Linked DNA regions of Homo sapiens: region 1 is linked to region 2. The links are chromatin contacts, found by Hi-C or POLR2A ChIA-PET in ENCODE. All regions are on one chromosome and are shown on one strand. Each heading gives the region's core, a stretch centred on a gene start or an enhancer-like site at or near the end of the contact. The rest is flanking DNA. Distances are from core to core; before and after follow the strand shown. Region 1 holds the start of MIB1 (MIB E3 ubiquitin protein ligase 1). Region 2 holds the start of SS18 (SS18 subunit of BAF chromatin remodeling complex).

What was found. A loop is a pair of places that touch in the nucleus more often than their neighbours do. ChIA-PET counts read pairs that join two places held with the same protein, here RNA polymerase II (POLR2A). Pooled maps may share reads with other maps.
Region 1: a loop to region 2 is called in a map of CD8-positive, alpha-beta T cell, with 5 times the contacts of the local background. The contact joins the promoter of MIB1 here to the promoter of SS18 in region 2. A Hi-C loop is called at or near these places in 2 of 168 maps with a recorded cell type or tissue (CD8-positive, alpha-beta T cell and naive thymus-derived CD4-positive, alpha-beta T cell) and 7 of 50 pooled maps. POLR2A ChIA-PET finds 5 or more read pairs at or near these places in 2 of 52 experiments (GM12878 and T-cell).

What each region holds. Positions count from the first base shown.
Region 1 is chr18:21,737,301-21,743,462 of GRCh38, reverse strand. It overlaps MIB1 (MIB E3 ubiquitin protein ligase 1), which reads right to left and starts at 2,671. Exons shown (of 21, transcript NM_020774.4): 1 at 1,651-2,671. The coding sequence starts at 1,879. RefSeq lists silencers at 1,675-1,724, 1,845-2,474, 2,665-2,884.
Region 2 is chr18:26,087,224-26,093,461 of GRCh38, reverse strand. It overlaps SS18 (SS18 subunit of BAF chromatin remodeling complex), which reads left to right and starts at 2,849. Exons shown (of 11, transcript NM_001007559.3): 1 at 2,849-2,961; 2 at 5,885-5,961. The coding sequence starts at 2,893. RefSeq lists an enhancer at 2,395-2,514.

The DNA.
Region 1 (6,162 bases), core at 1,422-3,921, 4.3 Mb after region 2:
TATGTACAAGGATATATTCACTGCATCATTGTAAAGAAAACATGAAATAATAAAACGCCCATCGATAAAGTCCTGGTTAGATAAATCACCGTATCCAATCACTGGAATACTATGCAGCCATGAAACAATGGAACAATCACCAATATAATTTAGTGAAAGAAACGAAAGTGCAGAGGAGTGAATATAGTTTATTATCATTTGCACTTAAAAGGGGATTAGATTTATAGTATAGTCACACACATGCTTGCCATGCAATAGAGTATTCTGCAAGACTACACAAAAAACTGGTAACAATGGCTGCCCCTTTTTGTGCTGTTGAATCTTTTCATTTTCTTCTAGTCATGTACATACACCCTTTTTAATATTCAAAAAGCTATCTGAAGCCTGGCCTTGTGGCTGACTCCTGTAATCCCAGCATTTTGGGAGGCTGAGACAGGAGGGTTGCTTGAGGCCAGGAGTTCCAGACCAGCCGGAGAAATAAAACGAGACAACTGTCTCTAAAACAAAAATTTTTTTTAATAAATGTTTTTAAAAAGCCAGCTAAGGAACACAATTTTACGAATTATCTGTTCAAAAACTGAGTTGGCTTGTGTTAATTTCTTTATTGCTACTGATAATAACTGTGAGCCCATTCCAAGATTTGTAAGGCTTTGCCAAACTCAATGTCTTAGAAGTAGCTCATTTAGGAATTCTGAAAAGTACCCAATTTTAAATGTGAACTATTTTCTACAGAATCAAGGATAAATATCAAGGATAAATAATACCAAAGATGAATCTATATGAAAATGAATTTGTTATTTATTTTGTGAAAGCAAGCCTTTGGTTTAATCATTTAGAAACTCTAGCGTCAATAACAGACCCCTAAAATTCACTAATCAAGATTCACTAATCAAGGACCCTGACTCACTGCTGGGTGAATGAGTAAGATTCTGACATCACCTTACTGAGACGGACGTTAGTGTAACAAAAAATAACATCAGGTGTCCCCCACGCCGATCTGCCACTTGGAAAAAGTATTTAACACAAAGAAATGGTTCAAGAGCTCAGGATGTTTTTCTCTCTATTGATATAAAGATATAAAATAGAACAATTTGGATGAAAAATCATTCCAGAGTCCCAAGTAACATTTGGCTACTGAACTCCAAGTAATTCTGTGTCACAGGAGGTTAAAAAAAAAAAAAAAAAAGGCATCTCCACAAATCCGAGGTACCAAGGCCCCTTGGCAATTATAAACGGTCAGCTGAGCACCATATGGCAAAGCAAGCCTCCCTTCAGACAGTTATCACTTGGTGGCTGATTAATTTCAATGGCTTATTAGATAGGCCTCTCCAGACCCCTTCCCAAGAGGAGGAGTCGGGTTGGGGGACCTGTGTCTGTTCTCTTCCCGGTGCTTTGTGTCTTCCAGGCTTGAAAGCATCCCGGTGATGGTGCTGCCATCATTTCCCTTGGGGGTAGAGGGTCTTTTCTGAAAGTGTTTGTTCACCCGTTCGGAACCTAGAATTCCTTTGGCGCTTTGCCTTTCCGCTCGCTCCAGCCGGGCGCTGCCCACCAGGTGTCCCACTGCAGACCTCTCCCCGCGACACCGACGCCCACCGCAGCTCGCCCCTTCCCCCCGCGCGCGCAAGCCCTGGCCAGGTGGCCGCGGCTTACCGGTGGGCGCGCTGTCCAGGATGCGGAGGTCGTAAGCCCCGGAGCAGCGGTAGTTGGCAGCTGTGCCGTTGTCCCACACTACCACCACCTCCTCGGGGCTCTCGAAGCTCCGGACGGTGCCCACATGGCCCTCGCCGCCGTCCTGCTTCCCCCACTTCCAGTCCGGGCCGCGCACTACCCGAGCGCCAACCCCTTCCACCATCACCCGGTTATTCCGGGAGTTACTCATCGGGGCCCGGGCGGTGGGCTCCGCCGCTGCCGCCGCCGCCGCCGCCGCTGCCGCCGGGGGGCCCGTGAGGGAGTTGGGCCCGGGCCGGACTCTAGGCGTCGGCGGGGGCGGCAGCGAGCCCCGGGGGACGTGAGAATAACTCACGGGGGCGGCGGCGCGGTCCCCGCGGAGCCCAAAGCCGCTGCCCAGCTGTCGCCGCCGCGCCCCCCGCTCGGAGTGGAGGGCGGCCCGCGGCTGCTCGGAGGCGGCGGCGGAGAGCGGGCAGAGGGGAGGGGGCCGTGGGCGGGGACTCTCCCGCTTCCTCCGGGCTCCCCGGCCAGGCTACAGCGACGGCCGCAAGGAAACCACGCTCTCCCCCGGCCGGCAGCGCGAGGAGCGCAGGGGGCCGGGGGAGGCTAGCCCGAGGGGGGCGGCGGGGAGCAAGCTTAACTGCCGGCCTTTCTGCCACCCCGGCCCCTCGCTCGGGGGCGGGCACCCAAGCGCCGGCGCCGCCTCCTCCCCCGTGGGCAGCGGTGGTACCTCCCGGCGTCCGGCGAGCGCCCGGGCCCTCAGGCCCCCTTCTCTCTGCCCCCGCACCAGCCGCCGCGCTCCGCCCCGCCACAGAGTCCCAGCCGGGCGAGAGCGACTCCACATCCGGGTACCGCCGTACCCAAGGCCGGAGCGGCACCTTCTCAGAGTGTCTAGGAGGGGGATCCTCGGCAATAATAGAGTGGGAAGGCTTCCAGAGAGCCGCGCGATCGCGGGAAGAAAGGAGGAGAAAACTGATCCCTAAGCGTCTCTCCAGGGTCCAAGGAGAGTGCGCATGCGCGCGGTCTAGAAAAAGGGCGGACGGTTGCCCAACCCCAGCCCCGGGCGATGGAGGGGCGGGCCCAGGGGCGGATCCCTGGAGTTGCCGCCCGGTGGTGCCGCGCGCCCAATGAGCTATGAGGAAAGCGGTTAGGCCGTCCTGGAGGCGGGGCTGGAGAAAGTGAGGGTGGGGAAGCTACCCGGGCTGCTGGAGCTGTGCGGCTGTGATGTGGCCAGTTTTTCACTAACTGCTAGTTTTCCTAGGCGAACTAAATGTGAATTAGGGATTCCATATTCTTTTAGTCTTCTTTTTTAACGAAGGTAGAAATACATTCACAAATTCAGGGCGATCTGTATTTGTGTGTAAATTGAAAACATTTCAAACCAGACAGAGCAGGTTAGTAGTGTGTTTTTAAGCTGAACAGCATGGTATGGAATGTTGTGAGCAACGGTAAAGACTTTTAGAAGGTGTGTCTTGACTTTATGCAGAATTAGGGTGATAGGCAGACTCCAAACTTTGCTCATTAATAATTGCCTCCACTCACGAAAAAATTCAGTCCCTAATTACAAAATACAACCTTCAAAGGAAGATTCGAAGACTGTAAGAGAAGTTTCTGGTTGCCGTTATTCAAATGACATTATGCTGCATAGGGTTTAAAACCAGTGTTTCCACAGGCCAGCACTGTTGGCACCGTTAGCATGCATTGTTAGCATAAACTGTTGCTTTTCCTGATAGTCAAAGGAGGGAAATGCTAACAGAATGGATAATCAAGGGAAAAGACAAGAAAACGGACGTAAAATGTACCCAAGGAATTACTATGTACTGAAATAAAATTTTTTTTGTTTGGTTTTTTTTGTTGTTGTTTTTTTTTTTGCTTTGTTTTTGAGACAGGGTCTCACTGTCAGCCAGGCCGGAGTGCAGTGGCGCCATCTCCGTTCCCCGCAACCTCCGCCTCCTGGGTTCAAGGGGTCCGCCCACCTCAGCCTTCTGAGTAGCTGGGACCTCAGGAACGCACAACCACGCCCAGCTAATTTTTTGTATTTTTGGCAGAGATGAGCGGGGGGGCAGTGGGGAGCTTCTTGGGGGATATATCTCACTATTTTCCCTGGCCGGACTGGTCTCGAACTCCTGAGCTCAAGCAATCCTCCCACCTCAGCCTCCCAAAGTGTTTATCCCAGGGATAAAGCCAACTTGATAGTGGTGGATAAGCTTTTTGATGTGCTACTGGCTTCTGTTTGCTAGTATTTTATTGAAGATTTTCGCATCGATGTTCATCAGGGATATTGGCCTGAAATTTTCTTTTTTTGTTGTGTCTGTGCCAGGTTTTGGTATCAGGATGATGCTGGCCTCGTAAAATGAGTTTTACGAAGGAGGGAGGATTCCCTCTTTTTCTGTTGTTTGGAATAGTTTTAGGAAGTACAGTAACAGCTCCTCTTTGTACCTCTGGTAGAATTCGGCTGTGAATCTGTCTGGTCCTGGACTTCTTTTGGTTGGTAGGCTATTACTTATTGCCTCAATTTCAGAACTTGTTATTGGTCTGTTTAGGGATTCGACTTCTTCCTGGTTTAGTCTTGGGAGAGTGTATGTGTCCAGGAATTTATCCATTTCTTCTAGATTTTCTAGTTTATTTGCGTAGAAGTTTTTATAGTATTCTCTGATGGTAGTTTGTATTTCTGTGGGATTGTTGGTGATATCCCCTTTATAATTTTTTATTGCATCTATTTGATTCTTCTCTCTTCTTCTGCATTAGTCTGGCTAGTGGTCTATCTATGTAGTTGATCTTTTTCAAAAAAACAGCTCCTGGATTCATTAATTTTTTTGAAGGGTTTTTCGTGTCTCTACCTCCTTCAGTTCTGCTCTGATCTTAGTTATTTCTTGTCTTCTGCTAGCTTTTGAATTTGTTTGCTCTTGCTTCTCTAGTTTTGTTGGTTTTTTTTTTTTTTTTTTTTTTTTTTTTTTTTTTTTTTTTTTTTTTTTTTTTTTTTTTTTTGAGATGGAGTCTCACTTTGTGGCCCAGGCTGGAGTGCAGTGGTGTGATCTCAGCTCACTGCAAGCTCCATCTCCCGGGTTCACGCCATTCTCCTGACTCAGCCTCCCGAGTACCTGGGACCACAGGTGCCTGCCACCATGCCCAGCTAATTTGTTGTATTTTTAGTAGAGATGGAGTTTCACCATTCTAGCCAGGATGGTCTCCATCTTCTGACCTCGTGATCCGCCCGCCTCGGCCTCCCAAAGTGCTGGGATTACAGGCGTGAGCCACCGTGCCCAGCCTCTCTAGTTATTTTAATTGTGATGCTAGAATGTTGATTTTAGATCTTTCCTGCTTTCTCTGTGGGCATTTAGTGCTATAAATTTCCCTCTACACACTGCTTTAAATGAGTCCCAGAGATTCTGGTACATTGTGTCTTTGTTCTCACTGGTTTCAAAGAACATCTTTACTTCTGCCTTAATTTCCTTATTTACCCAGTAGTCATTCAGGAACAGGTTTTTCAGTTTCCATGTAGCTGTGAGGTTTTGAGTGAGTTTCTTAATCCTGAGTTCTAATTTGATTGCACTATGGTCTGAGAGACTGTTTGTTATGATTTCCATTCTTTTGCATTTGCTGAGGAGTGTTTTACTTCCAATTATGCAGAATAACCAGCTAGCCTCATAATGACAGGTTCAAATTCACACATAACAATATTAGAATTTTAGAATAAGTGCGATGTGGTGCTGAGAAGAATGTATATTCTATTGATTTGGGGTGGAGAGTTCTGTAAATGTCTATTAGGTCTGCTTGGTCCAGAGCTGAGTTCCAGTCCTGGATATCCTTGTTAATTTTGTCTTGTTGATCTGTCCAATAGTGACAGTGGGGTGTTAAAGTCTCCCACTATTATTGTGTGGGAGTCTAAGTCTCTTTGTAGGTCTCTAAGAACTTGCTTTATGAATCTGGGTGCTCCCGTATTGGGTGCATATATATTTAGGATAGTTAGCTCTTCTTGTTGCATTGATCCCTTTACCATTATGTAATGCCCTTCTTTATCTCTTTTGATCTTTGTTGGTTTAAAGTCTGTTTCATCAGAGACTAGGATTGCAACCCTTGCCTTTTTTTGCTTTCTATCTGCTTGGTAAATATTCCTCCATCCCTTTATTTTGAGCCTATGTGTGTCTTTGTACATGAGATGGGTCTCCTGAATACAGCACACCAATGGGTCTTGACTCTTTATCCAATTTGCCAGTGTGTGTCTTTTAATTGGGGCACTTAACCTGTTTACATTTAAGTTTAATATTGGTATGTGTGAATTTGATCCTGTCATTATGATGCTAGCTGGTTATTTTGCCCATTAGCTGATGCAGTTTCTTCATAGCGTCGATGGTCTTTAAAATTTGGCATGTTTTTCAGTGGCTGGTACTGGCTGTTCCTTTCCATGTTTAGTGCTTCCTTCAGCTCTTATAAGGCAGGCCTGGTGGTGACAAAATCTCTCAGCATTTGCTTGTCTGAAAATGATTTTATTTC
Region 2 (6,238 bases), core at 1,600-4,099:
TCTTACCTTTAAGTCCTTAGAGTCCTTTCCCAGTCTTAGGCCAACTTCCCATATTTGTTCTCCTTTTCTTCGTAACTAAATGCTAGGGACTGTTTATTCTCCTTCTACCAACTCTGCTGCCACTCAGTCTACCTTGGGATTCCTCTTAAAACTAGTGGTCAGGTGAGATGGGACTTATTATGTTCCCCTAAGTATCCCCTAGCTCAGGACTCTTACATTACAAAGGCCCCAAAATTTTAAGAAAGATCTTCCAGGCTTCAGTCTCAATCTTTCCTCTTTCCGAATTTTCTATTTTTCCAGGTCAGGCTAACTGATTGGATTGATTGGGTTTTAGCAAGGAAGCTTGAGGGTGAAGTAGTTCTTTTTAAGTATCCTCTCTCAAGGAGATCATTTGTATTTCTGGCTGGACTTATAGAACAATGCTTTTCAACTGATTTCATGTGATCAGACACAGAAAATAATGGTATCTTTATGGCATACATGGTGTCACAGAAAAGACTGTGGCTATCCATGCCTGCAGGCTATGGGTTCTCTGGGCCCTACCCTGCTACTCTGAAGAAATAAACATCTCAGGCCAACTGTAACCTGTTTTCAGTGGATTTCCCTTTCTCACCTTTGGGGAGCTGTAATTTAAATAAAGAAGGTAACTAGCTCCAGGTGCCTCCCTGGAATAGAAGCCCCCTTGGACTACTTATTTTTTTGCTGGGATATGGAAATTAGACAAGTGTTCCTACTGGTTCATGTTGCCCTTTGAAGTTTCAGTGCTATCTGCCAAATGCACAGAACTGGAGCAGTAGGACTATTTACGATTCATGTTTCCTATTGAAATACTGTTCTTAGCTACTAAGTACTAAGGTACTTTTGTGTAAAGCATTGAGACATGACTCTGCATGCTAGGTGTTGAGTGCACAGTGATAGTGGTAGACAAGTATTGGTTTCCAAATTTGACAGTTTTCCAATTTGGTGTGATTACCTTAAGTCCAGCTATACCAGAGTGTTTTCTTCAAGGCTTACAATAGTGAAAGATAACAATTAAATTTTTAAGAGTAATTACTGTCAGTAGCAGCATAAACTTTCTTCCCTTTATTCTTATGACAGCTTGAGTCTTCATCCTTTAGGTCCCAGTTTAAATATAATCGGGAAGACTTTTCACACTAACTCATGTAAGTGTTCCTGTCATTCTGTTAGTTCCTCCCCCTTTTTTTTGGCTAGTTTTTCTTGGGACTTTGCATATATACATATTTGTTTGTTTCTGGTCTGTTAGTCCCATTAGTGTATAAGCTCCTTGAGAGGAGGTTCCATGTCCAGCTTATTCACAATCGTACCCTAGGTTTCCAGTATAAAGCCTAACAAACAATGCATTTAATCAATGACATTCTTGACATTTTTGTGAAGAGCATTTATTTGATACTTAATTTTTCTTTTTTTTTTTTTGAGACAGGGTCTTGCTGTGTCACCCAGGGTGGAGTGTGGTGGGGCAGTCATGGCTTACTGCAGTCTCCACCCCCTTGGCTCAAGTGATTCTTCCACCTCAGCCTCCTTAGTAGCTGGAACTACAGGTGCACACCACCATACCCAGCCAATTTTTAAAATTCTTGTAGAGACAGAGGTCTCACTTTGTTGCCCAGGCTGGTCTCAAACTCCTGGCCTCAAGTGATTAAATTTTTAAAATAATGTATTTTTTCTTTATTTTTCCAATTTATATAAAAATGGAAATATTTTTTATTATTCATTAACGTTGGGTAACACTTTATATAAACTTTCCCTTTGTGTTATATGGAAGTCTAAATTTACAGAATACTTTAAAACCCCACGGCAACACAAAACCCACATTTGTCCGTGTTCCTTCCATAATTTGAAAACTTTGCCTTTTTCCCTTACACTGACTTGAAGCCTGGCAGCTTGGGCCTAATTTACAAGGCACTAAGTAAGTACTCTCTTAAAAAACAGAGAGTGAGGATGCCCTGTTTCACAACTTAATTCCAAAAAGCCAAGTCAGACGAAATCGACCCACTTTCCTGCTAAGGGTTTGTCCCAAGAGGCGAGCTCTTCTCTGTCCGCTCCAGCCAAGCTGGCCGATTGCCCCTGAGCACTGGACACAACCTTGGTGTCCCGGTTTCGGGTCAGGGTTACTTTCCAATTGTTAGGCACGACTTTGTGCGTGCGTGCGAGACTGTGGACTCGGAGGTGCGCATTTGGGGCGTAGCCGAGCCATTTAAACCAGCGAATCCGCGTTCACCTTGTCCTTCCACCTCTGCCCTATCTCGGCAGATGCTCCACGGATTTGCACGAACTCCCGAGTCTTGACCTCCCTCCCCTCTCCGGGCTGCCGGGACAACTCGGGGCGGCCACTCTTGCCAGGAGGCGTAAGTAAGGATGAAGTTGGAAAAACTGAACTAGGTCTAGGGCACGCTCTGCAACACAGTCGGGGAGACGCTTCAGAGGGCCGGAGAGGGAGGCAAGTTGCCACGGCGCGAAGGGGGCGGGCCGGCTTGGGCCGCTCGCATTTCCTGTGACAGGGGCTGCCCCAGCCTCTCCTTCTCCCGCGGCGGCGGGACCATTTCCTGAATCGCTGAAGCGGAGGGAGGACTAGGGCGCGACTCTACCATTAGCGCAAAGGGCCAGGGGGTGCCCATAAGGAGAGCTCGGGGGATGCAGGGACGGTCAAGAAAGTTCGGCCAGGGCTAGGGGTCCCCCAGAGTGCGCAGAAGCGAGACATCCCTGGCCAGAGTGCCTCCTTCAGGCCTGCCCCGCCGCCCGTCCGCTTGGCCCCGGAGCATCCCCCCTCCCCGCATTCCCGAGGTGGTTCAGCCCGAGAGGCCGGCGTCTCTCCCCCAGTTTGCCGTTCACCCGGAGCGCTCGGGACTTGCCGATAGTGGTGACGGCGGCAACATGTCTGTGGCTTTCGCGGCCCCGAGGCAGCGAGGCAAGGGGGAGATCACTCCCGCTGCGATTCAGAAGGTGAAACCGCGCGGGGTTGCGGATGCCAGGCCCTTACCGCCTCTGGGAGAGACAGACGCGGGGGGAAGGGCCGGGCCCGGAGTCGACCGGGCCGAGGCGGAGGCGGGCCTGCTGGGAATCAGCAGTGTTTGGGAACACGGACTGCTGGCTGTGCCTGAGTGGGTGGCGGAAGAGGGTGAACCGGTTTTTCTCGGAGTCTTTCACGCATTTACGCGTTTTTCTACAGACACAAAAGCCCAAACAGCCGCCGCCTGATTTCTCTAGGGATGGGGCGGCGTTCGGGCTGCGGGGCGCGTGCGCCCGGCGGCGGCCGCTCAGGGAAGGGCGTGTGTCGGACCGGCGGCCCCGCGCGTTGCTCCGGAGTTACTTTGGCGTCGCCCCGCCCCGCGTGCCGCGGCTGCTTCGTGCGGACCCCACCGCGGGTCGCGGCAGGCAGAGGGGAAGTCGGTGCGCTGGTCGCCGCCCTGCAAACTCAGCCGAGTTTGGGAGCTCGCAGGAGGACTTGGGGAACGCTGGAGGGAACCTTAGTATAGAGTTTGAGGAGCGGGCAAGGAAGGTCCCCATGGACTCTGGGGTTGTCCCCAGAGCCTCTTCTTCCCTTCTGCATCGCCGCCTATTCATTTATTCTGCAGCAAATATTTATTGAGCGCCTATTTTAGGCGCTGAGGCTACTGTGGTGAGTCATGGTCCTTGCCTTCCTGGAGCTTACAGTCTAATGGTGGAGACTGTCGTGACCAGTTAATGTAAGTCGTGATAAATACACAGGGAGCTGCCTCCTTTTTAAAGGATAGAGCTGCTGCAGTCGCTGCTGTGTTACTGCCAGTCGGAACACAAAGGTTCTTTATTGTCCTCTACCCCTTGTTGCCTGCAAGCAAGGCAGCATTCTAAATTTTACTGACCTAGACTTTCAGAAGTTGCTGCTGTATTTAGCAGTTTACTTTAAATATTTTTGTTTTGTTTTATGCTGTGTAGCAAAGATCAAAATAGAAAAAAAGGTCAAGTTTTAGTACCACTCAGACCACGTAGATTATGCTAATCGGTTTCTGTTTACTGTCAGGTTCTTCGTAGTGTGGCTTTTGACATTTGCCCAACTGTTGCTTTATTTTATGAACAAACGGGCTTGGCAGTGCCTGGAAATGCAGTGCTTTCATATAGTGCTCTGAGTTAAGTCTGCAGCCTGGCAAACAGCTCCAAGTACGCACTCACGCAAAACTGCGTTTCTGGAGGGCTCACCTTTTTTATTTTTGTACACAGGAAAAGTCCAGAGTTTTTCTTTTTTTTTTATAGTTTCTGTTACATAAGTCTGAAGATATTTATCATGGATAATGATTAATTCGGAGGATGCTGATCAATTATTTTCCATTCTCAGCTGAACAGAAAAATGGGCTCTAAATTAATTGCCTTATTCTACAATGGGAGAGATTGATATTAGATGTGAGACAGATATTTTAATGGTGAAGTTCAATAGTTTGAGGAATATACTGGAGATAATAAGTTGTGAAATCATTAGGTTGAGGACTGGATTCGTGCTTTTTAAGGACTTTTTTTGGTCATCCAATGGTTCTATTTAAGAAATAACTGCATTTATTAGCAGATCATGTTAGTGGTTTTTTTTTTCCCCCAGTAAGTGAAGATTATGATTCACGTGCATAAAAAAGTGACAGTTAATGTTAAATGGATGTTCCTTTTATTTAGATTGCGTGATTATGGTATTGTGCTAATACTTTTGAATACTGGTAGGGTGGGGCAGGTTCTGGAGGAGCATATCCTGAGTCCCTTGATCTTACAGCTGAATCAGCCCCTGAAAACTTAAGTGACTTGCTCAAAATGGCAAAACTGGCACTGAAACTAACTGGCCTTTTAATTGCTACAATCAGTACTCTTTCTTCAGCTCCACTTTACTTAGATGAATTATTTAACCCTCAAAGCCAAGATTGCTTGGAATGTTAAAAGATGATAGAATGATAAATCGGTATGTTTTTCCTCTTAAACTTTTGAGACAGCATAATTATGAAGTAAACTCATAAAGTCTGTAACAAATATACATGCATAGAAATTATTATGTTTAATTATTATCTCATAATTGGAGAGTCACAAAACCATGCTGTTATAAAACTTGGAAACTAACCAGCTACCTCATCAAGACTCCTGGGCTGAAGTTTTCATGTATTTATTTCATTCTGGAGAAGGACAGAATTTTTCTTTACTGTTCCAAAGCATTAGAATGATGAAAAACCAACTCGGACTCTTAACTTTTAGTCTTAATTGGCTAAAGCTTCTATTACAGATAGCAGAGGTAATTAAATGTTTGATATAAAAGAATTCAGATTTTCCCTTCTGGGCTTGTTTATTCAGAGGGAGAATAATTGGAATATTAAAACATTATTGATTAAACACGATATCATTCCAAAGGTGTAAAAGTAAGATTTTTTTGCGGTGAGCTGTCATATATATTAAAAGGACCCAAGGGGATTCAATTTCTGTATAGATGAAACATTTCTAGAAATCTGAAGGGAAAAAACTCAGTTATTGAAAAGATTGTCCGTATGAACTGTGCATGGCATATTTTTACAAGAGATTTAAACAGTACGTAATGAAATTTTATGCAAGAGAGCTGCTGATACACTAATGTTGCTTTAAATTATATTTGTTATTAAAATGAATTTTAAAATAATTTGTAACAGCGGGTAGCAACATTAACAAAGTCATTTTAAGGAAATTTTGTTTTTTTTGTGTTTCCATGTTTGCTTAATGATTTATGATAGTAATGATTGTTTGCAGGGGACAGTATTTTGTTAAGGGATACGCTTTAGAGTTCTTGTACAAGCAGTATTTACTAATGCCCTCCCTTTCTGAATTTTCTAGTTTTTTATTTTACTTGATGCACTAGTTTTATGCTAAACCTTTTCTAATTCTGTTTCAGATGTTGGATGACAATAACCATCTTATTCAGTGTATAATGGACTCTCAGAATAAAGGAAAGACCTCAGAGTGTTCTCAGTAAGATTGATAAGAAACTTTTTTTTTATTCAGTTTTTTGTATTGGTTAATTTTTTACTTTTTACTAACAGCTTTATTGAGATATAATTCACATACCATACAATTCACCTATTTTAATGTGTACAATTCAATGTTTTTTAGTATATTCATAGAGTTGTGCTGGTATTACGTGAGTCAGTTTTACAGCATCTTTAACATCCCCAAAAGACACTGGGTATCCTTTGGCAGTCACTATCCCCCACCCCTCAACCCGTGACAACCACTAATCTACTCTCTG